Regions from separate parts of the Homo sapiens genome. Here region 2 is linked to region 1. Evidence: read pairs that join two places in POLR2A ChIA-PET (ENCODE). Cell type or tissue: MCF 10A. All regions are shown on one strand.

Region 1 (5,000 bases):
CTTCAGGCTCCTGAGTAGCTGTGACTGCAGGCACACACCACCATGCCAGGCTAATTTTTTATTTATAGACAGGGTCTCGTTATGTTGCATAAGGCTGTTCTCAATCTCCTGGGCTCAAGCTATCCTCCCGCCTCGGGCTTCCAAAGTGCTGGAATTACAGGTGTGAGCCACCACACCCAAATATTTTAATATTCAGTATATCAATGACAAGCTTACATGTAAAAATTAAACCAATAACTAAATATCATAGCAACAAGTCATAATTTACACTCCTTCATACCCACTTTATCCCTTGCTTTTCCCTAACATCTTCTTCTCTAGACAACAGTTACTAAGGCCTAGCAAGGGTAATCCTCACTTAGTTATCTACCCTCTATTCACACTAGGTCCGGCTGGGCGTGGTGGCTCACGCCTGTAATCCCAGCACTTTGGGAGGCTGAGGCAGGTGGATCACGAGGTCAGGAGACCGAGACCATCCTGGCTAACATGGTGAAACCCTGTCTCTACTAAAAAAATACAAAAAATTAGTCAGGCGCGGTGGTGGGCGCCTGTAGTCCCAGCTACTCAGGAGGCTGAGGAAGGAGAATGGTGTGAACCCAGGAGGCAGAGCTTGCGGTGAGCTGAGATCGCGCCACTGCACTCCAGCCTGGGTGACAGAACGAGACTCTGTCTCAAAAAAAAAAAAAAAGAAAACATTAGGTCCAAGACCCACCTTAGAATTCTTTAGAGCAAAATTAACCTCAACAAGCGAGAGTAAAGAAATCATGCTAGGAATGATAGCAAAAGAATCTGATAGCCAAAACTGATCTCCAGAGTTCACCATGATGAACAGTGCACTGTTAACCTATTTTCAACTTTTAGGATAATGTGCCCTTTACCGTGCAAGGAAATCGCAAGAGATATATATATATGTAAAATAACTGTATAAAATATCACTTGTTGGCTAAAATATTTCTAACACATTTATTTAGCCTGTGATACCTGCAGTACTCTTTTTCTCTTCCTAGTTGTCACTAATTTAGGACCTTATCATATCCAGCTTTTGGTTTACCGAATCTTTCATAGCTACCTCCTTTCCCTCTCCTTCCCTCTTCTCTAGCTCTATAATCCAGCCATACTGAATTTCTTTCAATTCTTCAATACACCAAGCTCTCATTTACCTCCAAAACTTCTAACATGGTATTCTCCCCTCTGCCTGGAACATTCTTCCTCCAACATAGCCCTTTAATCTTTACATGACTAATTTTTATGACTTCAGGACTGATTTTGATAGCAAGTTCACCTCCCATCAAAAGCCCTTCCTGATCCCCTGGCACACAGGGACTCCTCTTTGTTTCCCACCTCATCAAACTATACTTTCCCTTTCAGAGCACCTAACATACTCTTTTTAATTAATTATTTACTAGTCTGACTCTCAAACTATGAAGTAAGCTCAATTAGGGAAGAAATCACATTTATGTCTTTTATCATAATAGCTGAAAATACTCAGTAAATAAATTATCTTGGTTGCAGTTAGAGAAAAAAAATGGATTGAAGTCAGAATACTTTTTTTTTTTTTTTTTTTTAAGATAGAGTCTTGCTCTGTCGCCCAGGCTAGAGTGCAATGGCGCGATCTCGGCTCACTGCAACCTCTGCCTCCCGGGTTCAAGCGATTCTCCTGCGTCAGCCTCCTGAGTAGCTGCAATTACAGGCACGTGCCACCACGCCCGGCTAATTTTTGTATTTTTAGTAGAGATGGGGTTTCACCATGTTGGCCAGCATAGTCTTGAACTCCTGACCTCGTGATCTGCCCGCCTCAGCCTCCCAAAGTGCTGGGATTACAGGCGTGAGCCACTGCACCCGGCCTTCTTTTCTTTTTTTAAGACTAGCTCTTCTAATGACTAACAGTGTCAAATTGAGCAAGTCTCTTAATCATCTGGGACGTTTGGGTTTTATTATCTATGAGAATATATACCTCTCAGATGTCAAAAACATTAAATGAAATAAATATACATCAAAGTGCTCTATAAAATTATGAGCAAAGTACAAGACTAGTGTAATATCTGCCTGCCCAGTCTCTTATAATCTAAATAATCCTGTTATCATAACATGTTAAGTCAGCCTACTAAAGTTACAAGTAACTTTTCTCAAAATGAAATCAACTCATCTGGTAAATACAGTAGTCCTCCCTTATCCATGGTTTTGCTTTCCATGGTTTCAGTTACCCATGGTCAACCAAGTTCAGAAAATATTAAATGAAAAATTCCAATTTAAATAACTTATATATTTTAAATACAACACCATTCTAAGTAGCATGATGAAATTTTCTGTTGACCTGCGAGTCCAGCTCCATCCCATCCAGGACATGAATCATCCCTTTACCCAGTGTATCCATGCTATACACACTATCTACCCTTTAGTCACTTAGTAACCATATGGATTATCAGATTAACTGTCAAAGTATCACAGTGTTTGTGTTCAAGTAACCCTTATTTTACTTAACAATGGCCCCAAAGTGGAAGAGTAGTGACATTTGGCAATTTGGATATGCCAAAGTGAAGTTTTAATGTGCTTCATTTAAGTGAAAAAGTGAAACTTCTTAATAAGGAAAGAAAAAATCGTATGCTGAGGCTGCTAAGATCTACGGTAAGAATGAGTCTTCTATCTGTAAAACTGCGAAAGAATGAAAAAGAAATTATTCATGCTAGTTTTGCTGCCACACCTCAAACAGCAAAAGTTACAGCCAGAGCAAGATAAGTGCTTAGTTAAGATTTAAAAGGCATTAAATTTGTAGGTGAAAGACATGAACAGAAAACATGGTTTACCGAATCTTTCATAGCTACCCCCTTTCCCTCCACTGACAGCAATATGTTGCACCAGAAACCCATGAGCAACAAGGGATCCCCTAAAATGACTGACACAGATTCGGGAATACAGAAGGTCAACAGTAGCCTAATGCTGTGTCACAATGCCTACGTGATGCACCTCACTTAATATCATCACATCGGCACTGTATCATCTTACATCATTATAAGAAGGGTGAATACAGAACAGTAAGCTATTTTGAGAGACCACATTCACATAACTTTTATTATAGTATGTTGCTGTATTGTTCTATTTATTAATAGTTGTGATGGTTAATACTGAGTGTCAACTTGATTGAAGGATGCAAAGTATTGTTCCTGGGTGTATCTGTGAGGATGTTGCCAAAGGAGATTAACATTTGAGTCAGTGGACTGGGAAAGGCAGACCTACCCTCAATCTGAGTGGGTACAATCTAATCAGCTGCCAGCACAACCATAATAAAAGCAGGCAGAAGAACGTGAAAAGACTAAACTGGCTTAGTCTCTCAGCCTACATCTCTCTCCCTTGCTCGATGTTTCCTGCCCTCGAATGTCAGACTCCAAGTTCTTCAGCTTTGGGACTTGGACTGGCTTCCCTGCTCCTCAGCTTGCAGATGACCTATTGTGGGACCTCACCTTGTGATTGTGTGAGTCAATACTCCTTAATAAGCTCCCCTGTAGATATATACATCTATCCTATTAGTTCTGTCCCTCTAGAGAACCCTGACAATACAATAGTTATTATTATTAATCTCCTACTGTGCCTTATTTATAAATTAAACTTTATCACAGGTATGTATGTATAGGAAAAAACATAGTACAGTCATGTGCCACATATGTTTCAGTCAAGGATGGATCACATATATGACAGTGGTGCCATAAGATCATAATACAGAATATACAGAAACCTGCTATATGCCACTTAATACTGACATTGTAGATCAAGTAGGGAAAATGGATAATATTCAGCAATGGTGCTGGGACATTTGGGTTTCCATATAAAAGATACATAAAGACTTATAAATTATAATTAATATACAACACTGGTCCCATAAAATTATAATGCAGACTAAAAATTCCTATCTCCTAGTGATGTCATGCCACGTGTTACCTCGTCTGTTCAGATACACAAATACTTACTATTGTGTTACAATTGTCTACAGTATTTAGTTCAGTAACATGTCGTACAGATTTGTAGCCTAGGAGCAACAGGCTAAATCATACAGCCTAGATATGTAGCAGGCTATACCACATAGGTTTGTGTAAGTACACCCTATGATGTATGCATGATCGAACTACCTAATGACGCATTTCTCAGAACATACCCCATCATAAAGTTACACACGACTGTATATATAGTGTTTGGTACTATGCTCAGTTTTGGGCATCCACTAGAGGGTCTTAGGACATATTCCCCACAGACAAGGAAGGACTGCAGAAAAGTTCCAATTCCAGCTATGAGCAGTTTCAACTAACAAGCACATTTTCCTGAACCTATTAAAGTAGTCAAGCCCTACTAGGTTAATGAACAACCAGGGAGCCTGGAGTAAATTCACCCCATTAATAGATACAGCTGAAAACAGGATCTGGAAAAAAATGGCTCTAATATGAAAATGGGTTAAAATACAAACCTTAATATTTAAAAATTCTGATAAGCTTATATTCTTATACTGCACAAAATGGCGTGTTTTCTTCCAATAATAAACTCAAAAATTAAATTTACCATATTTCCTCCTTCAATTTAATTTGCTTCCTTTTTTCTCTCCCCATTCTACACACCAAACAGTTTTCAGATCACATCCCTTTTACCTGTGTTCTCAAAATTACTTTGTTAGAAATGTAACTAGGCCGGGCATGGTGGCTCCTGCCTATAATCCCAGCATTTTGGGAGGCTGAGGCAGGAGGATCACTTGAGCCCAGAAGTTTGAGACACGCCTGGGCAACCTAGGGAGACACTGTCTCTAGTTAAAAAAAAAAAAAAAATTAGCTGGGCCTGGTGGTGCACACCTGTGGTCCCAGCAACTTGGAAGGCTGAGGTGGGAGCACTGCTTGAGCCCAGGAGGTGGAGGCTACAGCCTGGGTGACAGAGTGAGACCCTGTCTTAAAATTAAAAAAATTTTTTTTTAAAAAAGAAGTAACTGTGCTGCAATACCACAAGTAAAGTTATTCATTTGGCAG
Region 2 (5,000 bases), 66 kb before region 1:
CCTCACTCTGTTGCCCAGGCTGGAGTGCAGTGGTGCCACCATAGCTCACTGTATCCTTGAACTCTTGGGCTCAAATAATCCTCCCATCATAGTCTCTCAAGTAGCTGGGTCTACAGGGACATGCCACCACGCCCAGCTAACTTAAAACATTTTTTTTGTGTGTGGAGATGGACTCTTGCTATGTTGTCCAGGCTGGTTTCCAACTCCTGGCTTCAAGCAATCTTCCTACCTCGCCCTCCCAAAGTGCTGGTATTACAGGCGTGTACAACTGCACCTGGCCTTTTTTTTTTTTTTTTTTTTTTTAAAGAGATGGGTTTGAATCCCAGGCTGGATTCAAACTCCTGGGCTCAAGTGATTCTCCTTCCTCAGCCTCCCAAGTAGCTGGGACTACAGGTGCGTGCCACTGCACCTAGCTGAAAATTAATATTCTTAATTTGATATAACATAACAAAATAATATAAACATACATACCAAAACAAAAAACATATACACCTATATTGTCTGGAGAACATGAAAGATGTTAAGAATGTAAAAAGGGATGATCTTCTATCCCCTTAAAAACAAAAAGACAAAGGATCCAATGGCCATTGTTAAACCAATAATTAGAAGTAATTTTTTTAAAGCCACAAGGCACTGCATGAATCCTGATATTAGAAATTCTTTCCACTGAGTATCTATAGAAGGAAGATCAAGTATCTGTTTCCTCTTCTCCCTTCCAACTCTGTCACCTTTTGGCCCCTTTCCTTTTCTACCTCTCTCTCTTCCTGTTTCCTTCTATCTCCCATTCCAATCCCAACTCTTTGCACTAACCAATTTCCTTTTTACCTCTCATTTTACTGCAACTGCTTAAAGCTGCCAAAAAGTTTATATTCACGGAAAGAAATACAAGCCAGAAACTTATAATGGAACAAACATTTTAATTTTTTTAAATAAAAAGATTTTTTGGGTCCTGTGTTTTACTGTAGATCATTTTTATGTTTATTCTTCTTTTCCTCCCATATCCAGCCCTCAAAGTCGCAAGTTCAAGCATCAAGCTTCCTAAGTGGTCAGGATAAAATTCAAATTATTTTGCTGAATACACAAGTCTCTTTATGAAAGAGGTGTTGTCGGCCGGGCGCAGTGGCTCACGCCTGTAACCCCAGCACTTTGGGAGGCCGAGGCAGGCAGATCACGAGCTCAGGAGATCGAGACCATCCTGGCTAACACGGTGAAACCCCGTCTCTACTAAAAAATACAAAAAATTAGCCGGGCGTGGTGGCGGGTGCCTGTAGTCCCAGCTACTCGGGAGGCTGAGGCAGGAGAATGGCGGGAACCCGGGAGGTGGAGCTTGCAGTGAGCAGAGATCATGATGCCACTGCACTTCAGCCTGGGCAACAGAGCGAGACTCCGTCTCAAAAAAAAAAAAAAAAAAAAAAAAGAAAGAGGTGTTGTCTACCTCTGTAACCTCAAATCTTACCACTTCATAATGTATATCTTTTTATTCCAATCACATAAAACTCTTTTTATTTCCCCCAAAAGAATCATATCCTTCCAGGGAGCATATTTATACATGAATCCCTCTGCCCAGAATTACTACAGAAGGGTAGATATGAAAATTTTTCAAGTAAATCCCATTTTACTTGTTTTACTTCTATTTGTGTTTTAAGACAAGACAGAACAAGTTCTACCATCTCTGAGCAGTCTGAATTAGATGCTCTTACTATGTTTCCACTGTACTTTATTCACACAGCTACTGTGCAGTATAGTATCTTTATATAACTTTATAATACAATTGGAAGCTTATATAATTTTTATATGCAATTAAAAAAATAGAGACAGGGTCTTGCTTTGTTGCCCAAGCTAATCTGAAACTCCTGGGCTCAAGCAATCCCCCTGCCTTGGCCTCCCAAAGTGCTCCGATTATAGGTGTGAGCTCCCACGCCTGGCCTATATACAATTTTATATACACATATATGGAAGTTAATATAATTTTACTATAAAATTAGACATTTACTTGCCTGTTTTTTCCCCAGCCTGCTAAACTGTAAGCTCCTTAAACTATAATCTTTAATTTCAGAGTTAGGCACACTGTAACTATCCATTGAATTAACTATGAAGTTTTCCAAAAACAAATCATCAATTGGCATGCCTTTTTGTTTGTTTTAAAGCACTACAGGTGACTCGAACCTACACCCAGGATTGAGAACAACTGCATTTAATTTATGTTGACTAAATGAGTGACTGAATGAGCAATGAGGCATATTTTGTTATCAGAACACAATAAAAATTAAAAACAAAAAGCACTCATCTGAACAATTTCCTTTTTTTTTTTTTTTTTTTTTTTTTTTTAAGAGACTGGGTCTCTTATACAGGCTGGAGTGCAGTGGTGTGATCATAGCTCACTGCTATCTCAAAACTCCTGGGCTCAAGTGATCCTTCTGCCTCAGCCTCCTGAGTAGCTGGGACTACAGGCACATGCCACCATGCCTGGCTTTTTTTTTTTTTTTTAATTTTTGTAAAGACAGGTTCTCTCATTATGTTGTTCAATACACTTCCATTATAAGTTTCTGGCTTATGTTAGTTTCCATGAATACAAACTTTTTGGCAGGTTTAAACAGCTGGAGTAAAATGAGAGGTGAAAACAAAGTTGGTTAGTAAGAAGAGCTGGGATTGGAATGGGAGACAGAAGGAAACAGGAAGAGAGACCAGCCTCGGCTGGTCTCAAACTCCTGTCCTCCTGCCTTGGCCTCTCAAAGTGCTGGTATTACAGGCATGAGCCACAATCTAACAAAAAAAAAAAAAAAAAGGGTGGTGGGGGGTGCTGGGAGGAGTGGGCAGATCATTTGAGGTCAGGAGTTCAAGACCAGCCTGGCCAACAGGGTGAAACCCCACCTCTACTAAAAATACAAAAATTAGCCAGGTGCTAGTGGCACACACCTGTAATCCCAGCTACTCGGGAGGCTGAGGCAGGAGAATCGCTTGAGCCTGGGAGGTGGAGGTTGCTGTAAGCAGAGATCACACCATTGCACTCCAGCCTGGGCAACAAGCGAAACTCCATCTCAAAAAAGAAAAAAAAAAGAGAGAGAGAGACGTGAAAAGGAAAATTTTTCCTATTTATTACCTATAACAATAATCATTAGAGAGAAACTACAATTATGGTGAGACATATATAACAACATAATTGAATTTACACACACAAACACGCACACATCATTTTCTATCCATGTCAAGGTTAGTGATAAGAATTGAATTTCCCACTCCCAACACTATACTATAATATTATAATTAATAATTGAAACTTCTGACATGTTGTTATTTGCAAAGTTCTGCTTACCTTACTCATGTTCTAACACAAAACAGTTAGAACCACAGTAATTTACCACACAGTGAAGATGCTTAGAAAATGCTTTCGCTTTGTAATTTACTTCTGATAACCAGCTCAAATTACTTTCTTTTTTTTTGAGACAGTCGCAGTCTGCTGCCCAGGCTGGCGTGCAGTGGCACGCTCAAGGCTCACTGCAGCCTTGACCTCCTAGGGCTCAAGTGATCCTCTTGCCTCACCTTCCTGAGTAGCTGAAACTACAGGCACAAGCCATCACACCCAACTTATTATATATATTTTTTTATTTTGTAGAGACAGGATTTTCACTACATTGCCCAGGCTGGTCTTAAACTCCTGGGCTGAAGTGATCCTCCCACCTTGGCCTCCCAAAGTGCTGGGAGCCACCCTGTCTGGTCCAAATTACTTTTTAAATCAGCATATTATGATAATAGGAAACTACAAAATGTTCCACATCTTTTGAATTGTATCCCAAGTATTCACCTCTAGTTTGGTCTAGAAAATCTGACTACTGCTTTTAAAATATTTCAAATTTTGCATGATCACAAGCCGGAGCATATGAAATATCTAAAATTTAGAGATGTCTAAAAGATTAACAGAAAATGAAAGAAACTCCATATGTTTAGTATCTCCGTATCTTCTTACTTACTACACAAAATTGGAGAAGAGGGTGTTTGCAGTGTCAAAGTGGAGCCATCTTTCCTCATGATATTAACTCGAAAAACCAATCTGGCACGAGTGCTTTTCTTCTTGGAACCAGCAATTCCTATTCTGGCTTCGACATCAGCATTCCTCAATTTCAATATCCCTACGCAGTCCACCCTAATACAGAAAAAAAATATATAAAGGGACATTTTGTTGTATAAATAGTATAATGTTCTTAATCAACAAGTTTGTTTTTAAAATTTTGCTTATCTATTAATTCTGTGAATATGTAATAAAGTTACAAAGTTCCAAGTTCAAAAAGTACAAAAGGGTAAATTCTAAACATTCACCACTGTTCCTAATCCTGTCAATCTTTTGTTTATAATAATAAAAAGTAAAAAAAATAAAATCACTATTTTAAAATCTGAACATAAATAATGGCTTATAAGAGATCTTTTTTTTTGAGATGGAGTCTCACTGTCACCCAGGCTGGAGTGCAGTGGCGTGATCTCGGCTCACTGCAACCTCTGTCTCCTGGGGTTCAAGGGATTCTCCTGCCTCAGCCTCCTGAGTAGCTGGGATTACAGGTGGCCGCCACCATGCCCAACTATTTTTTGTATTTTTAGTAAAGATGGGGTTACACCATGTTGGCCAGGCCGGTCTTGAACTCCTGTCCTCAAGTGATCCACCCACCCTGGCCTCCCAAAGTGCTGGGATTACAGGCATGAGCAACCATACCTGGCCAGAGACCTTTTTTTTAAAAAAAAAAAAAAAATAAAAAAATACATTTAGTCTCTTTCTTTACAGAGCTAATTCAGAAAACAGATAAAATGGATTTTACTTTTAAAAAATTAGTAGCTGCCTCCAGAAGGATAGAATAATAGCCACTAAAAAGTATGTTACCACATTGAATGATATGTGAAAAATGCTCATGATATGTTAAGTAAAAAGCAGATTACAAAACAGTGGGTACAGTATTTTCTCAATTTTGTCCAAAAAAGACTGGGAAGATACACATTAAAATAGCGGTTATTTC

Evidence for each region. Peaks named below come from ENCODE experiments on the same cell type or tissue, not always from the same donor. Only the 100,000 strongest peaks of a DNase experiment are listed, where the experiment ranks them.
Region 2: POLR2A ChIA-PET joins it to region 1 with 5 read pairs; 7 of 35 experiments call an interaction of 5 or more read pairs at or near these places.

What each region holds. Positions count from the first base shown.
Region 1 is chr16:69,593,283-69,598,282 of GRCh38, reverse strand. The region is part of intron 2 of NFAT5 (nuclear factor of activated T cells 5); the gene reads right to left. Among named protein-coding and RNA genes, the nearest start is that of NFAT5, 30 kb to the right of the region's middle. In MCF 10A, no CTCF peak of the experiment used is centred here; a DNase peak (open chromatin) is centred at 2,332.
Region 2 is chr16:69,658,868-69,663,867 of GRCh38, reverse strand. NFAT5 (nuclear factor of activated T cells 5) reads right to left here. Exons shown (of 15, transcript NM_138713.4): 7 at 3,969-4,141. Among named protein-coding and RNA genes, the nearest start is that of SNORD13H, 47 kb to the left of the region's middle. In MCF 10A, no CTCF peak of the experiment used is centred here; no DNase peak of the experiment used is centred here.